Regions from separate parts of the Homo sapiens genome. Here region 1 is linked to region 2. Evidence: chromatin loops called from intact Hi-C (ENCODE). Cell type or tissue: PC-3. All regions are shown on one strand. Each heading gives the region's core, and the rest is flanking DNA. Links, peaks and the distances in the headings are about the cores only.

Evidence for each region. Peaks named below come from ENCODE experiments on the same cell type or tissue, not always from the same donor. Only the 100,000 strongest peaks of a DNase experiment are listed, where the experiment ranks them.
Region 1: it touches region 2 in a loop (3-fold over the local background); 1 of 110 quality-filtered maps calls a loop at or near these places.

The regions. Positions count from the first base shown.
Region 1 is chr3:22,919,311-22,927,485 of GRCh38, reverse strand. No RefSeq gene overlaps it. Among named protein-coding and RNA genes, the nearest start is that of UBE2E2-DT, 280 kb to the left of the region's middle. RefSeq lists an enhancer at 1,025-1,525. In PC-3, for the core only: CTCF peaks have their summits at 4,764 and 4,976 (motif pointing left); no DNase peak of the experiment used is centred there; H3K4me3 peaks cover 821 bases; H3K27ac peaks cover 833 bases.
Region 2 is chr3:23,109,443-23,117,617 of GRCh38, reverse strand. No RefSeq gene overlaps it. Among named protein-coding and RNA genes, the nearest start is that of UBE2E2-DT, 89 kb to the left of the region's middle. In PC-3, for the core only: no CTCF peak of the experiment used is centred there; DNase peaks (open chromatin) are centred at 2,257 and 3,557; H3K4me3 peaks cover 330 bases; H3K27ac peaks cover 2,509 bases.

The DNA.
Region 1 (8,175 bases), core at 1,870-6,869, 190 kb after region 2:
TCCGTTGTTTAGGTCTTCCTTAATTTCTCTCAGTATTGTTTAAAGTTTTTAGTGTTTTATATTTTTTGTAAGATCCATCCCTGATTATTTAATATATTTTGATGCTATATAAATAACACTAATTTTTAATTTCAATATTCGAGTTTTCACTGCTAGTATATAGAAAAACAATTTATTATTATTATTATTTTTTGAGACAGGGTCTCACTTTGTTGCCTGGGCTAGAGTGCAGTGGTGTGATCAGGACTTACTGCAGCCTTGACCTTCTGGGCTCAAGCAATCCCCCCTCCTCACCGTCCCACCCACGTAGCTGAGACTACAGTTCCATGCCACCAGGCCTGGCTAATTTTTTTATTTTTTGGAGAGACAAGGTCTCACTATGTTTCCCAGGCTGGTCTTGAACTTCTGAGCTCAAGCAGTCCTCCTGTCTCGGCCTCCCAGAATCCTGGGATTATAGGTGTGAGCCACCATGCACAATTCAGTTTTGTTTATTGACATTTTGTAAAATCCACTTACTAGTTCTAGTAATTTTTTTTAGTAGATTCCACCAGATTTTCTGCAGAGATAATCATGTCATCTTTGGATAAAGTCAGTTTTACTTTTTTCTTTTCTACTTGGATGCATTCTATTTCATTGTTTGCCTTATTGTACTGGCTACCACCTCTGGTACAATGCTGAACAGAAGCCGTGAGGGTGAAGAGCCTTGTCTTGTTCTTTATCTTAAGGGAAAATAATTCAGTTTTTTCTCGTGACGTTAAAATACAAATAAAATATTAGTTGTGAGTGTTTGTCAGGTTGATGAAGTTCCTTTCTATTCCTAGTTTGATGAAAGTTCTTATCATGAATGGATGCTAGATGTCATAAAATAGTTTTAGTGTTTCTTGAGATAAATATATGGTTTTTCTTTTTTTTCTTTTTTTTTTTTTTTGAGACGGAGTCTTGCTCTGTTGCCCAGGCTGGAGTGCAGTGGCACGATCTCGGCTCACTGCAAGCTCTGCCTCCCGGGTTCACGCCATTCTCCTGCCTCAGCCTCCCGAGTAGCTGGGACTACAGGCGCCCGCCACCACGCCGGGCTAATTTTTTGTATTTTTTAGCAGAGACGGGGTTTCACCGTGTTAGCCAGGATGGTCTCGATCTCCTGAACTTGTGATCTGCCCGCCTTGGCCTCCCGAAGTGCTGGGATTACAGGCATGAGCCACCGTGCCCAGCCTGGTTTTTCTTTTTTCGTTTGGTAATATGGTAATTTATATTGATTGATTTTCTAATGTTAAACCAACTTTACATTATTGGGATAAGATCATACTTTGTCGTGACATCAATTTTATATCTTCTTCAATTTAATTTTCTAAATTTTGATTAGAATTTTCACTTTCATGTTAATAAGGGATTTTGGGCATTAGTTTTTTTTGTTTTTAAATAATGCCTTTATTTGGCATTAAGATAATGCTGGCCCCATAGAACAAGTCAGAAAACATCCTTGCCTTTTCAGTTTTCTGAAAAAAGTGTTTGTAGAATTGGTATTATTTCTTTTTAAAAATTTTAACAGAATTCTCCAGTAAAGTCAAGTGTACCTGGAGTTTTCTTTGCAGGAATTCTTTAACCTATAAACTCAATTTTGTTAATAGACATAATGCTTTCAGGCTATATCTTCTTGAGTGTAGTTTGGTAGTTTGTCTTTCATGGAATTTGTCCATTTACTCTATGTTGCTGAATTTATTTGCATAAGGTTGTTTGAAATGTTACCTTACTATCTTTTTATTATCTGCAGAATCTTTGGTGATATAACGTCTCTCATTATTGATATTAGAAATTTTTTTTCTCTCTTTTTTCGTGTTTAGAAGTTGTCAACCTAATTGATCTTCTCAAATAACTATTTGTTTTATTGTTTTTCCCTTTTCTATTTAATTGATTTCCACTCTGATCATTATTATTTCCTTCCTTCCACTTACTGTGAATTTAATTTGCTCCTCTTTTGCTAGTTTCTTAAGGTAGAAGCTTAGATTGGTGGTTTGAGACCATTTTTCTTTCCTAATATAGGCAATAGGTACTATAGATTTCTCTTCTAAGTACTACTTCAGTAGCATCTGACTAATTTTGATATGTTTTCATTTTAATTCAGTTCACAATTCTAATTTTCATTTTGATTTCTTCTTTGATCCATAGGTAATTTAGAAGTGTATAATTTGGTTCTAAGTATTTGAGGATTTTCTATATATTTTTCTGTTAATGATTTATAATTTAACTCATTTGTGATGATAATATATTTTTATAACTTGAATTTTTTAAAGTTTATTGAGACTTGTTTTATGGTTTAGAATGTGGCCTATTATAATAAATGTTCTGTGTGCATGTGAGAAGAATGTATTCTGCATTTTGTAGGTGGAGTGCTCTAAAAATATCAATTAGGACAAGTTGGTTGATAGTATTGATAAAGCCTTCTATATTTTTATTGGATTTTTGTCTGCTTGTTCTATCAATTAGTGAGAAAGGAATATCTGGGTATAATTGTGGATCTGTATATTCTTCATACAGCTGTATGAAGTTCTTGCATTATAGATTCATAAGTTGTTGTTAGTTATATAAACAGGATTATTATGCCCTTTTAATGAATTGATCCTTTATCATTATAAAATAAACTTTTTCATTGCTGCTTGTATTCTTTGCTCTAAAATTTACCTGATTTCATATAAATATAGCCATTCCAGCTTTCTGTAAATAACTTCCAGCATGGTATATCTTATACTATCTTTTTACTTTTAGCCTATTTGTATCTTCATATTTGAAGTGTGTTTCTTGTAGGCAGCATGTAGTTAAGTCATGCTTTTTTATTCAATATAATAATCTTTGTCTTATGATATGGGTATTTAGACCAGTTACAGTTGATATGGTTGAGTTTAAATCTATCATCATACTAATTGTTTTCCATTTGTTTTTTTGTTCCTTCTTTTTACGTTTTCTGCCTTCTTTTGAATTGATTGAATATATTTTTATGGTCCCATTTAATTTTCTTTGATGGCTTCGTAGCTGTAACTTTGTTTATTTTAGCAATTTTTTTAGAGTTTATAGTATACATCTATAGCTCACCATAATCTACCTTTAAGTGGTGCTGTATAATTTCATGCATCTTATAAGATTCTTTCAGCAATGTCTTTCTGATTTTCTTCTCCTGGCATTTGTGCTATCATTGTCATGCATTTTACTTTTATATATATTACAGTCCCATACTACATTATTTTTGTTTAAACAGTCCATAATCTTTTAAATATATTTAAATAATGAGTAAGTTTTAAAAAATATTTGCTCACACAGTTACTATTTCTGGCGCTCTTTCTTTATTTGTGTAGATCCATATCACTATCTGATATCATCTTCATTCTGCCTGTAGGATAATTTTTATTTTTATTTTTTGGTAATGTACCTACTGGAGATAAATTCTTTTTGCTTTTTAATGTGATTTGTGAGAGATATTCTTATTAGGAATTGAATTTTAGTTGTGTTTGTTTGTTTTTTACTTTTGGTAATTTGATAATGCTGCTCCATTTCTTTCTGATGAGTAATCTCCTCTCATACTTTTTGTCCTGCTAAAAGGATCATGCCCTTTTTTGTCTACGAGTGACTTTAAAATTTTCTTTTTATTACTGTTTCTGAACTCTCAGACTATGATTTACCTTTGTGTAGCTTTCTTCATATTTCTTATGCTTGGTGTTTGCTATGTTTCTTGAAGCCGTGGGTTTATAGTTTTCATCAAATTTGGGAAACTTTTGGCTATTAAGTCTTCAGATTTTTTTTTTTTCTGTCTTCCCCCCTCTCTCTTTTTCGTTCAGGATACTGATTTCATGTTTATTAGGCCGTCTGAAGTTGCCTCACAGTTGTTTATTGTCTTGAATTGTCTTTTTTTCTCTGTGTTTCACTTTGGATAGTTTCTATTGCTATGTTTTCAAGTTCACTGATCTTCCATCTTACGATGTAGTTTTGTACTATAGTTTACATTATTGCTTCTACCCTTATCACTGATTTCATATTTTTTCCAGCCATGAAACTTTGCTTTACTGATTTCTATTCCCCCAAACACCTGTAATACATCACAATACACCAGTCCTTAAACTCTCTGGAGAGCAACTGTGGAGGATTATCTCATGATTCAGCAAGAAAATTAAAATTGACTAGTAGCATAATTATCTTTCAACTTCCTCCATCACTGCGCCAATCGGGAGGTTTTCATCGGGTACCTTTTTTTCTAGCTCTCATTCCTTATGCCAAAAATTGTTACTAGGGCCCCTTTAGTTCTGAGACCTTCGCTCACTCTTCTTTGGCTTTTTCCAACCTTTGCATATTTAAAGGAACTGCTATTAAAATGCCCTGAATAAACCTATCAACTCTGGGTGCCTATGTAGGGGCACTATTAAAAATATTTAACAACCAGATAGAAGCAATGCCAGAGATTTCATACTGAGTCAATATTGCTAGTTGAAGATGAGAGAGGTACTAGAGGAGGATCTGAGGATGATTAGGCTGTAGGGGGGTATGGGCAGGGGTTGGGTGGTCAGCATGCAGTTATTTATAAGCTGGTAGGAAAGTATTTTAATGATTCAACCAGTGTGATATAGCTGTTAAAGTACCTATCCATGAATGTCAGGTCTGTCATGACTCAAAGCGCAAGCAATGCTATGAAATTACTGGGTTCTTTGATTATGTATAAACTTTTAGGCAGGGCTTTCTCATCCAATCCTCTCTATTTGCCAAGGGCAGAGAATATAAAGATTTATTTTTATTGTATCCAGAGCCAGTCTTTCTAAGAACATTTTTTCCTGGTCCCATTGCAAGTTTATGAATCACATGATTCATAATCAGATAGTGTTTATTTTTGACGATTATAGCAATTTAAAAATCAAAGCTATGTAATGATACATCGAGGCTGTCATTTAGGATCTTCTGCTCACCAAGATGTCCTCCAATCTTTAGAACACCACCTAGTGGACTAATTCGAATTATAATTTCTACCTGTGTGTTTCTTCATTTAGGGTGAAATAACAATAAGAAAAACTATCAAAGTAAATGTATTCTTACCATTTTCACTTTCTTGTTCTTATTTTTGATAATTTAGAAATAAGTTAGATTTATCTGAGCTAACTTGTTACTTATGAAGAAGTTTATTTTCTAAGTACTCTGGATTTTTGAGAATCTTGCCTCATTGACATTAATTTTTCGTAATCCAGCACAAAATAAGAACATAAAATAAGTTTTCTAAGAACATAAAATAAGTTTCTATAATTAATGGGGAAATTCTTTCTCGAGTGTTGCTTTAAAACATTTCTTAAATATTTCTAGTCTCCAGGTACCGTCCTAATTCACAGATGCTCAAAATGGCAATTAATAATTGTCTAAAGACTTTGAATGATAATTTAGTTGCCCAAGATGTAATTTATCTGGGCCTAGGAATTTAAATATGTCTAGTTTGAATAATTCCTTTTCATTCACTTCAACTCTGTTTAACCTGTTTAATTTTCAGTTCTTAATGCATTTTGAAATCATGTAAACTTGGACAAATTATATTCTCTTTTATTTCAGTTTCACCTGTAAAATAGGGTAGAATATCTACCCTAGGAAGACATTATAAGTGGAAACCCTGGGCAAACTACAAAATGTAAATAACTATTATTTTAAAGATCTGTATATCTGACTTTTTTATTGCTCTTATTGTAATTCTTTCCCTTCACTTTAAAGAGACGCACTTAGTCATTCTCAAATGATTGCCTGCAGTTTGGTAATTTGCAAGGAGTTATATTATAGTACTGCATTGGGAAGAATAAAACTTAAAAAATTTACTTCTCCAAGTTTTAATAGCTTTCTGTTATCCATATAGTTTGTATTTACTTTCATTTTGAGTTACCCTTTTGAGTCATTATTTTGAGTGACATTAGGGAATAAGTAAATACAACTGATTTCTCAGCAATAGAGACTATGCTGACTGACAGTTCATGAAAAAGTGGACTTTACAGGGAATCTTTGAAAGTGAAAGAGGAGAAACCATTCCCTTGATCCTGGGCTATTAGAACTGATAAATCTTAAAATCTCAGACAAACCCATAAACATTGCACAATGAAATGTGCGTATCACCTACTATTGGAATTATTTTAAAGTGCCTTATTTTTTGTTTGATTGTCAGTGTTGCAAATCCATTTGTCTTACCTCCTGATTTTTCCCTAGCCATCAGAAATCTGTATTCATACAGAAATAGTAAGCTCCCAGAATTTTTCTAATTTCAGAAGAGAGAGAATTTTGTGATCTTCTGCAACAGTGTTATTGATTTTGTAAAAATCAAAAGTTTTCATTCACTGAAAAAGGATTACTTTTTCTTAAGGGTGTGAGAGGATGCAACCATAAACCTGAAGTCAGTTCACACTGAAATCATTTTTTGGTTATTCTTTGGTGTGTGTTCTATACCCACCTGGGCTCCATTACTAAAAGTAAGTGTTGCAAATGGATGCAAATTTAAAGTATTTGCTAAGTCTGTAAGTTATGTTAAAATCTGTTTATTTGTCTTATATTCTACTTGAAAGAAAAGGCTAACAATAACTTATGTGATTTTATAATTTCTACCAAATTAATACTCCCTTTTGGGGTATGTATACACAGATCAGTATTTAATATGCATTTAAGATAATATTCTACAATTAAACATCTGCAAAGGGAAAATATAACTTTGCCAAGTAGGCCCAGCTTGCAGTTAATACTCAGAGCAAATAAAATCACAAGGAAATCTGGTTTTGTGAGCAGTCTAATTCATACATTTAGTTAATAAAGGATAAATTCATGAACTTAAAAGTGCTTTCAAATCACTGTCACAAACTAAAAGTAGTGACCACAAAGCAACAGGACTTCTACAAATATGACAGAATTTCAAGTGAGTAACATCTCCCATACAGTCTTCACCTTGGGAGACCTTGCAGTAATTGTGATACTGGTGTTCTTCTCCAGCATACTTTGTGACTGATCTTTGAAGCACTGTCTTTTGAGTATTGGCTTCCATACCCACCCCACCCTCAATCCCCACTCAGTTTTTAAATTATCTCCAGTGGTGGCAAAGCTTTATCCTTTGCAGGTGAATTTATCCTTTGGAGAAAGTCAGGTGTTAATCAGAACCAACTTCATCCACTTGTAATCGCATGGAGGGCCTGTATTCTGTCTTCTGGTGACATTGTCTTTCACATTTTGGTATTCTTGGAGTGATGTGTGGAAAATCCTGAGCCCTCCACAGAGGCTTGTGAAACTGTTAGCAATGAGTGAAGTCATGAATTGGATTGACTTCATGATGTGACATATGTGACTGTGCAGTCAAGTGATTTGGAAGGAGAAAGACTTATGTGCAAATACTAGCTCCTCACTTGCTGGCTTTGGGACTTGGGGCCTTTGGGCATTTTAAATCGTGTAACCTCTGTAAACACCAGTTCTTTTCATCTGGAACACGGGACAAATAATATCTACTTCATCCAGCTGTTGTGAAAGGCTATATTTACATGTGTAAAATGGTTTTTCTAATGCATGGCACATGGTAAGGGCTCAGTGATTGGCAATTATTGTTACTTGCTCTGAAGATAGTTAACAAAAAGGAGTTACAAAATGTTCTGGGCCAAAACTATATCACAGGCATAATTGCCATAGATAAGACTACAAAGGGGAGACTAATTTTTAAAAAATTGTTTTTAATTTTTTTGGATACATAGTAGGTATTTATATTTATGAAGTACATGAGATTTTTGTTTATTTTTTGAGATGGAGTTTTGCTTTTGTTGCCCGGGCTGGAGTGCAGTGGCGTGATCTTGGCTCACTGAACCTCTGCCTCCTGGGTTCAAGTGATTCTCATGCCTCAGCCTCCCTAGTAGCCGGGATTATAGGCAGCCACCACCATGCCTAGGTAATTTTTGTATTTTTAGTAGAGAGGGGATTTCACCATGTTGGCCAGGCTGGTCTCGAACTCTTGACCTTTAGGTGATCCACCCACCTCAGCTTACCAAAGTGCTGGGATTACAGTCATGAGCCAGTGCACCTGGCCTATATGAGATATTTTGATACAGGCATACAATATGTAATAATCACATTAGGGTAAATAGGGTGTCCATCACCTCAAGCATTCACCATTTCTTTACGTTAAGAACATTCCAAATGTACTTTCTG
Region 2 (8,175 bases), core at 1,111-6,110:
AACAGAAACGCCAAGCGAGATGAGGAAAAGGGCACTGCAGGCAGAGGACAGGGTGGGTGCAACCTGGGGGCTGGACCAAGCAGAGGAAGTTCTAGGAACAAATTCGAACATAGTAGGTGAGGAGGAGGAAGGCACAAAGGTGAGGCAGAAAAGGGAACAAAAGCCAGGTCACACTGGGCTTTGTAAGCTGGGTGAGGAGTCTGGAATTTATTTCATGTAAACTTGGTAACTGAGGCTTAAAATGTTTGGATGTTGTCTGTGTTTTTCACACGGCTTTGCTGTTGTTGGTGGGTCTGAGAAATTGTCAAACATCTTTGCATTCTCATTAAAGCTTGCCCCTCCTTGTGTTTATTATTCTGCATAAGATTACTGAAAAGTAGGAAATTATTCTTGCCCAGGGATATTACTATTTTCTTTGTTTCCTTTAATGCTCAGAGGTAAAGTTAAAAACAAATCCTAGAAAATAACCAGTATGCAGTTTGTGCTTCGTTGCTTTTAATTACTTCTTATACTATCAGCTCCTCCCTGGGACCCCTTACCTCCTGGAGGGCTTTTCATCATATAAAAGAATAGATAAGTCTACTTAATTATTTTCTTTTTGCTTGGGTAGTCCTTCTAGATATCAGAAAGCATTGAATGTTTTAAGTTATCCTAAGTTTCCCAACCTGATCTTTAAAATATTTAGTTCATCAATCCATTTTCTCACATTCTTGATTCTTCCTAAATAATGTTCTAAAAGATTGCCGACTGGGTTCTTTTTAGAAGGATCTTAATATGTAAGTTTGTGACACTGTCATACTTGGATACTTAATATTACTTCAAGAAATTCAGAATCCTTGTGAACTTTTATTTGAAGGGCTGTACTGTAATTTACTTTCATATTATATTTTTGTGAAACTCTAACAGCCATATTCTGTCTGAGTCATAAGATGGGTGTATGTTTAACTTTATAAGAAACTGCCAAACAGCTTTCCAAAATGGGACCGTATTTCCATCAGCAATAGCTGAGAGTTCCAATAGTTCCACATCCTTTTTTAAGAACAAGTTATAAAGCTCTCTGGACATCATGCTTTAGGTAATTAAAGCTATTTTTGCAACGTGCCAGTATGTTGATCCATAAAACTCTAGATAGTCCTAAATTATTTTTATAAATCATTTTTTCTACTCTTTTAAATAATACAGTCAGAGAAACCAAGACAGAACTTATGCCTAATCTTATATGAAGTGCTGAAAGAGGGGCAAAGAAAATGCCCCTCTGTGGCTTAGCAATATTGTGATGACTCCTTCCAAATTAGAAGGGGAGAATAAAATTCCTGTTTGGTGTACTGTGATTCTCCACCCCTCCCTGGCATTTTGTCATGTATCGGAATGAGGTTGGAAGAAGGTTAGAAGTAATTATACTGAGAACTATGATAGATGCCAAGCTTTAGTCATCATTGTATTAGGGCTGGAAGTACTCTGGGAATTTGATTTAAATTACTTGCTTTTAGAGATGAGGAAAATAAAACTCAAAGAAGAAAGTGAACTGATCAAGGTCATTCACATTCATCTGATTAGTTCCCTAGGCCAGGGCTAGAACTCAAGCCCAGTCCCCTGTTTAAGGCTAGTTTTGATTCTGCTTAAGGATATCCATTATCAGTTCTCTAAATAAGCCTGGATATTTTCCTCATCATTCTTTGTGAAAAGGTGTTTTTGTTCAGAGTTACAGGGGGTAAAAGGTATAAGTAATTGAAAGAAATCCTTTAAAATTATTGTAAAATAAAAAGATATTTGGAAATACAGCAATTTGGTTCAGTCTGATTTTTAAAATAGTTTCATGAAGTAATTGGGCTTGAAAGGTTTTGAATGTTTTCCCCTCTTCAAACTGTGTGATGTTGTAATATTACTCAGTTGTCACAGAGAGCATATGTAAGCTACCAAAACCCTAACATAGATCTTTGGATGTTAAGCAGGTAAGATTAAGTCATAGAGTTCAATTCCTGAGGAATGAAATATAGCATCTATTTGAATCACCACCTATGTGCTGGAAAACTGCTATTTACGTTCTTTCCATGCATCTGGAAGATTGAAACACTGTTCTTGGTCTGTTCAGATGAATGAGGAGTTTTCCGATGTCCACATTTGTTGGAGAGTGCTAAAAGGATTTCTTCAAAGAAGACTTAAAAAGCAATCCTTCAGGCTAGAAGTTTTCAAACAATGTTTACTTTCATATCAAGAAAGCCATTTATAGTCTCTGAATAAACAAATGACATTTGATTTTATCACACTGTTGACTATGTGGCTGAAATGTACTGTAACCGCAGAATCAGGAAGTGGATTGCAACTGGTTTTTTTTTTTTCTCAAGAGTTTGTGGACTATAACATAAAACCAATAAATGTCTTAATGCTCCAAATAGTTTTAAAATCTAATTTAGAGTGGTTCTAGAAATTAAACCATGGACCATTATCCTATATAGAATGATAACTAGTAGAATCTTACCTTCCATTCAACTATCCAGATCTTTGGCCTTTTCAAAGATAAAGATCTAGCTAGGAAACTAGTTTGTTCTGTGGGAATCTCCTGCAGTTCCATCAAGGTGAAGTGCTTTTGCTCTGGAAAAGTGATGTGTTAACTTTCACTGTGGTATGTGCATTCCTCTACTATGCAAAAACATAGGCGTTTTATATATGCCTCATGAAGCTAGATTGAATTTTAATTTTGAATGAATACTTGTAAATTAATACATTGATAAGTAACTCTATCAAGACAATCATAAGTCTAGATCATGTTTTCTCCCATTCAAACAACACCAGGGGTCAGTAAGCCTTTTCTGCAAAGGGCCAAGTAGTAATATTTTTGGCTTTGCTGGCCATATGGTCTCTGTCATAAGTACTCAACTCTTGTTGTAGAACAAAAGCAGCCACAGACAATTTGTAGACAAATGGATGTGGCTGTGTTCCAACGAAACTTTACAAAAACAGGTGGTGAACCCATAGGCTGTAGTTTGTCGACTCCTGGTAGATACACAAGATTGTGCTGTGTATGAAAGCAGATTGTGGTTGGAGGACATACACATCAAAAATCCTTTTGGCTTTTATTTTGGTATTTTTCTGCCATTGTCCATGGATTCAAGCTGTTTCTACTTCATATTATCATTTAGAGATAATGTTGTAAGAGTCTCTTCCATTTTTGTTGAGGAAAGCACAGAACTTCAGAGGCAATCTGCTTCTGTCTATGCTATGTTCTTTAGAGTTTAGCATACCACCTAGGATTAATAAATGCTAAATAATAATCATTTTTTCATTTCACTGCCATATCCTTTATGGCATCTCCTTTGGCACCCTCGGAGGTATTAACCTGTAGCTTTTACAATGTTCTATTACACATTGTCAGCAGTACCTTGCTGATTAAATCACACTCAGGAGAGAGTTAACTACAAGGCTGTAAGTATCCCTGACAGGTTGTTCTTGCACGGGCTTGGCTTTTCTTGTATGAAGATTAAGAATCTTGTCACAGCTGGTAAAAAATGAAGTACACGTAAAACCACTGAGCATACATAACTCACAAAAGGCACTTCCCTAAAAGTCAGAATTCAGATGAGCAGAGTAGATTATATAAAGGAAAGGATGACTATGAAGTGATGAACAGGTATTTCATCATCTTGGGTGTAGTGATGACATAGCCTTTTGTGGCTGTTTGTGTTGGAGGAGTGTCTTCTAACCCATGTAAAACTTTCATGATTAATCCAAGGATTTCATGTTTATAACTTCATTTAGTCAGATCCAGGCTAGTAGTCCCATTTTTTGGTATTTGTCCTGAAGATGAGCTTTTTTTCTTTTTTTGCCATGAATCTAATTTTTCTTTTCTACCATCCTTAGTGCAATGGTTAGAAAACTCTTTTTGCTCTCCTTCCAGATTCTTTGCTTAAACTGGACTTGTGCCCAAAGCAGCAGGAGATGCTGTCCCATAAAGCCAGAACATTTTATAAGTACTGGCAGTGACGGTTTATTACTTCATTCCGAAAACAACACAGAGAGCCCACTAAAGGAGGTCCGGGGGAGAAGGGGAGCCATGGAACAGTGCATCTGGGAGAAGTGCTGACCGCCAGGCTACCGAGTCAGTTGGGCTGTGTTGCTTTTGCGGCTTCATGCCTCGGGTGGTGATGAGCATAAAGGCCAGTGGGAATTTGACTGTTACAAGTTGTGATAAGAAAGCAACTAGTTAGGAGATTCACCTGCCAACCAGGCAAGACTGGGGCTGGTCAGGCAGACTCTATGATTTGAATTTATTAATTTATTAATAGATAGATGATTCTGGTAGTCTTAAACAGTAATCAATGTGGCTGAGAAAGTCTTTTAATTTTGAGAGAGTAAATATATATATATATATATATATATATATATATATATATGCCTGAACAAACCAGATAGATCTTTGTTTTTGCCATCCAGAATCAGCCATTATTAAGAGTTTGTCATATTTGTTTCTAGTCCTTCCATAAATGAAAGAGAGCCAGCATTAAAGATCAAGTTGAAGCTTTCTGTTTCTCATCCCTTGTTCTTTTTCCTCTCTCACCCAAAGTAACCACTATAATTAATTTTGTGGGTGTTTCAGTCAGGATCCTGGTGGGGAGCAGATGTCACACTTGAGGTGAATAATTTGGAGGAGTATTCATTAAAAATGCCATTTACACAGGTGTGGGCAGAATGTAGGGAAATCGCAGTGGGTATCCGAGTGCTAATACCCCTAGGCCTAAACGGGAGAAGGGAGAGAAGAGTTACTGGATTCCAGAGGAGACAATGGCACAGAGTGGGCAGTCTTCACAGGATCTGTGTCCTTTGGTTGAGGGACACAACCTGCCTCAGGCTGCACTGCAGGGAGGGAGCTGGCAAATCAACACCCCAGTCTCATTCTCCTCTGTCCTTTAGTCTCCTGGCCCTGCCCCTACTGGCCACACCCAACCAGGAGCCAGAAGGCAGCTGACATAGTCCATACAGGCCTGGGCAAGGAGGAAGTTGGGAAATGGACCCAGAGGGGACAAGTGTAAGACATCCAGCACAGCCAGCATCCTGAAACTATAGCAGACAGTATGTAGCAGAGTCAACAAACTTTTTCTGTAAAAGGCACAATAATACATATTTTAGTTTTTGTGAATGACATACAGTCTCTGTCCTATATTCTTCTTTTTCAATTTTTACAAACCTTTAAAAATGTGAAAACTGATCTTAGTTTATGAGCTGTAAAAAACAAGACATGGGCTTGATATACCCGGGGGGTGCAGTTTGCTGATTCCCTAACATATATGATATCAGTTTTGTGTATTTTTAAAATGTTTACATGATGTATACTATATTTTATTTCTTTTCTAATGCTATGTAGCAAATTATTTCAAACTTAGTGGCTTATAAGAACACTCATTTATTATATCACACAGTTCCATAGATCAAAATTCCAGGTGGGCTCATAAATGATTATTTAGATAGGAGCAATTAAAGTCTTGGTTAGCGTGTTATACTAACTTGGCTTTAGTGGTGAAAATCTAGTAGAGGTATTTTTATCCATGGGACTTCCCAATAGTCCTCAGATTATGTCCAGTGATGTCAACGACTGAGCCCGGCCACATAGCTGAATCTAGCCATTGTCATGAGTGAAGATATTGCAGCAATATGAAAAAGGATATCCACTAATCATATGAGTACCACTCACTGACACTGAACCAGTATAATGTGATTCTTGCCCTGGGTGACTTACAGCCAGTGATAGTAAAGAACTTTTTCTCTGAGCTGAAGATGACTGAAATAGATGATAACAGAGAAGCAGGAAGGGGAATGTTTGCTCCTTGTTTAAGACAGCAGGGGACCTGTAAAGCGGTGAGGACACACTAACTGAAACTGGATTAAACAGAAAGGACATTTTAATCTCATGAAGTTCCGAGGTAGGGTGGGCTTCAGGGTAGGTTGATTCAACAGCTTGACCATGTCATCAAAGACCCAAGTTCTTTCCATCTCTTCAGTCTGCCATCCTCAGTATTCCTTAGCCTTCAGCAATATGTCTGGAGTAGTTCCAGTCATCATGTTCAGCCAGAAAAGACTTCAGTCATAAGGGACTGCCTCTCTTTTACGACAAAACAAACTTTCTCCAGAACACGCCTTCCCCCAGCAGAATTCTTTTCATATCTTGTTGGTGAGAGTTGAGTTGTATGCCAATTTCAGAACCAACTAATGGTAGAGAAAGTGCTATCACCGTTGCACCAATAAGGTTCATTTATAGAATTCGGCACATGGCTGCTTGGGCGAAAGGGTGAGCATCTGAACAAAATGAGGGACGTGTTAGAGAAAAACTAGGGCTGGAGAAATAAGGTGGAAAGAGTGGCAGCTGGGGAGACAAAGAACAGTTCCCATTGTATCCTGACAGTTCATATCCTTTCAAATATATTAAAAGATAGCCATAGCCCACATTACATATAATTTTTGCATAACTGTAGAAGCTGATGTGCAGTCATGTAGGTAATCTAACTTTATGCTTCAAAGGCATTTAATTAATCATTTTTTACTTTGATTTTACAGGTTTCTTTTCATATTTTGGAGTCAATAAATCTTTCATCAGATCTCAAACATTTAAAAGACCCTTGCAAAGCTGGTAGACCGTGCACCCTATGCCTGTGGGAATCTACTTTCTAGCTGAAGGTAGAATAATGAGGCCAGGACTCCTGTCATTTGTAGGTGAAATATATCATTATCTATCCATTATATGATTTCAAGTTCATGGAGAAGGGCCATTTTCTTGCCCAGAGGAGCAAACCTTTTTTTTTTTCTTTCTTTTCTTTCTTCTTTTTTTTTTTTTTTTGAGATGGAGTCTTGCTCTGTTGGCAGGCTGGGGTGCAGTGGCGCGATCTCGGCTCACTGCAACCTCTGCCTCCTGGGTTCAAGCGATTCTCGTGCCTCAGCCTCCTGAGTAGCTGAGATTACAGGCACGTGCCACCACACACAGCTAATTTTTGTATTTTTAGTAGAGATGCGATTTCATCATGTTGGGCAGGATGGTCTCGATCTCCTGACCTCATGATCCGCCCACCTCGGCCTCCCAAAGTGCTGGGATTACAGGTGTGAGCCACCACGCCTGGCCAAGACTAAACCTTTTTATCACAAAATTCATGATAAAGCTCAAAATGCAAAATTTTTGAGGTAATACTTCAAGTTTCATTAAAACCATATCAGCAGCTTTTAAAAGTGGGATGAGAGCAAAAGCAACAGACACCACAGATGTAAGCAAAAAGAGCCTGGGACACTAAGAACCAAATTCTCTTGAGCTGCTACTCTCTAGTGGCAGACCTTACATCAAATACATTGTATTCATTAATTCCACAAATATATATTGAGGACTGCTATGTGGCAGCGTACTTGAAAGACATAGTGAAGGATTTTTTAAAGAAAACATGTAGTCAAAAGTTATTTTGTCTAAGGAGGCTGCCATTTTAGAAGGGAAGCATGAAAGTGGGGGTATATATGTATGAATTTATAGTAATGGATTTAAAATATCAGGGTATTACTTAGATTACTTAACGTCCAAGTCAAATTCAAGTGTTTTTTTTTTTTTTTTTTTTAAATAGCTATGGGGATCTTGCTGTGTTGTTCAGACTGGTCTCAAACTCTTGGTCTCAAGGGAGCCTCCCACTTCAGCCTCCCAAAGTGCTGGTATTACAGGTGTGAGCCACTGTGCCCAGCCTAAATCCAAGCTTTTTGATATACATTTCTGTTTAGTAAATAGGTCTTGCTTTCGGCTCTTAACACCTTCTACTTTGTACAATCAATACTTTTAGACCTACCTATCTCTCCCTCACTAATACAGTAACTCTTTGAGGGCAAGGAATAGGCTTTTCTTTTCTTGTCTTTTTAATTGTTTTGAGACAGGGTCTCATTCTGTCACCCAGGCTGGAGTGCAGTGGTACAATCACAGCTCACTACAGCCTCGACTTCCTGGGCTCAGGTGATTCTCCCACCTCAGTCTCCCATGTAACTGGGACTACAAGCGTGCACCACCACACCCAGCTAGTTTTTTGTATTTTCTGTAGAGATGTGGTTTTGTCATGTTGCCCAGGCTGGTCTTGAACTCCTGGGCTCAAGCAATCCACCCACTTTGGCCTCCCAAAATGCTGGGATTACAAGGCGTGAGCCACCATGTCTGGCCAGGGCTAT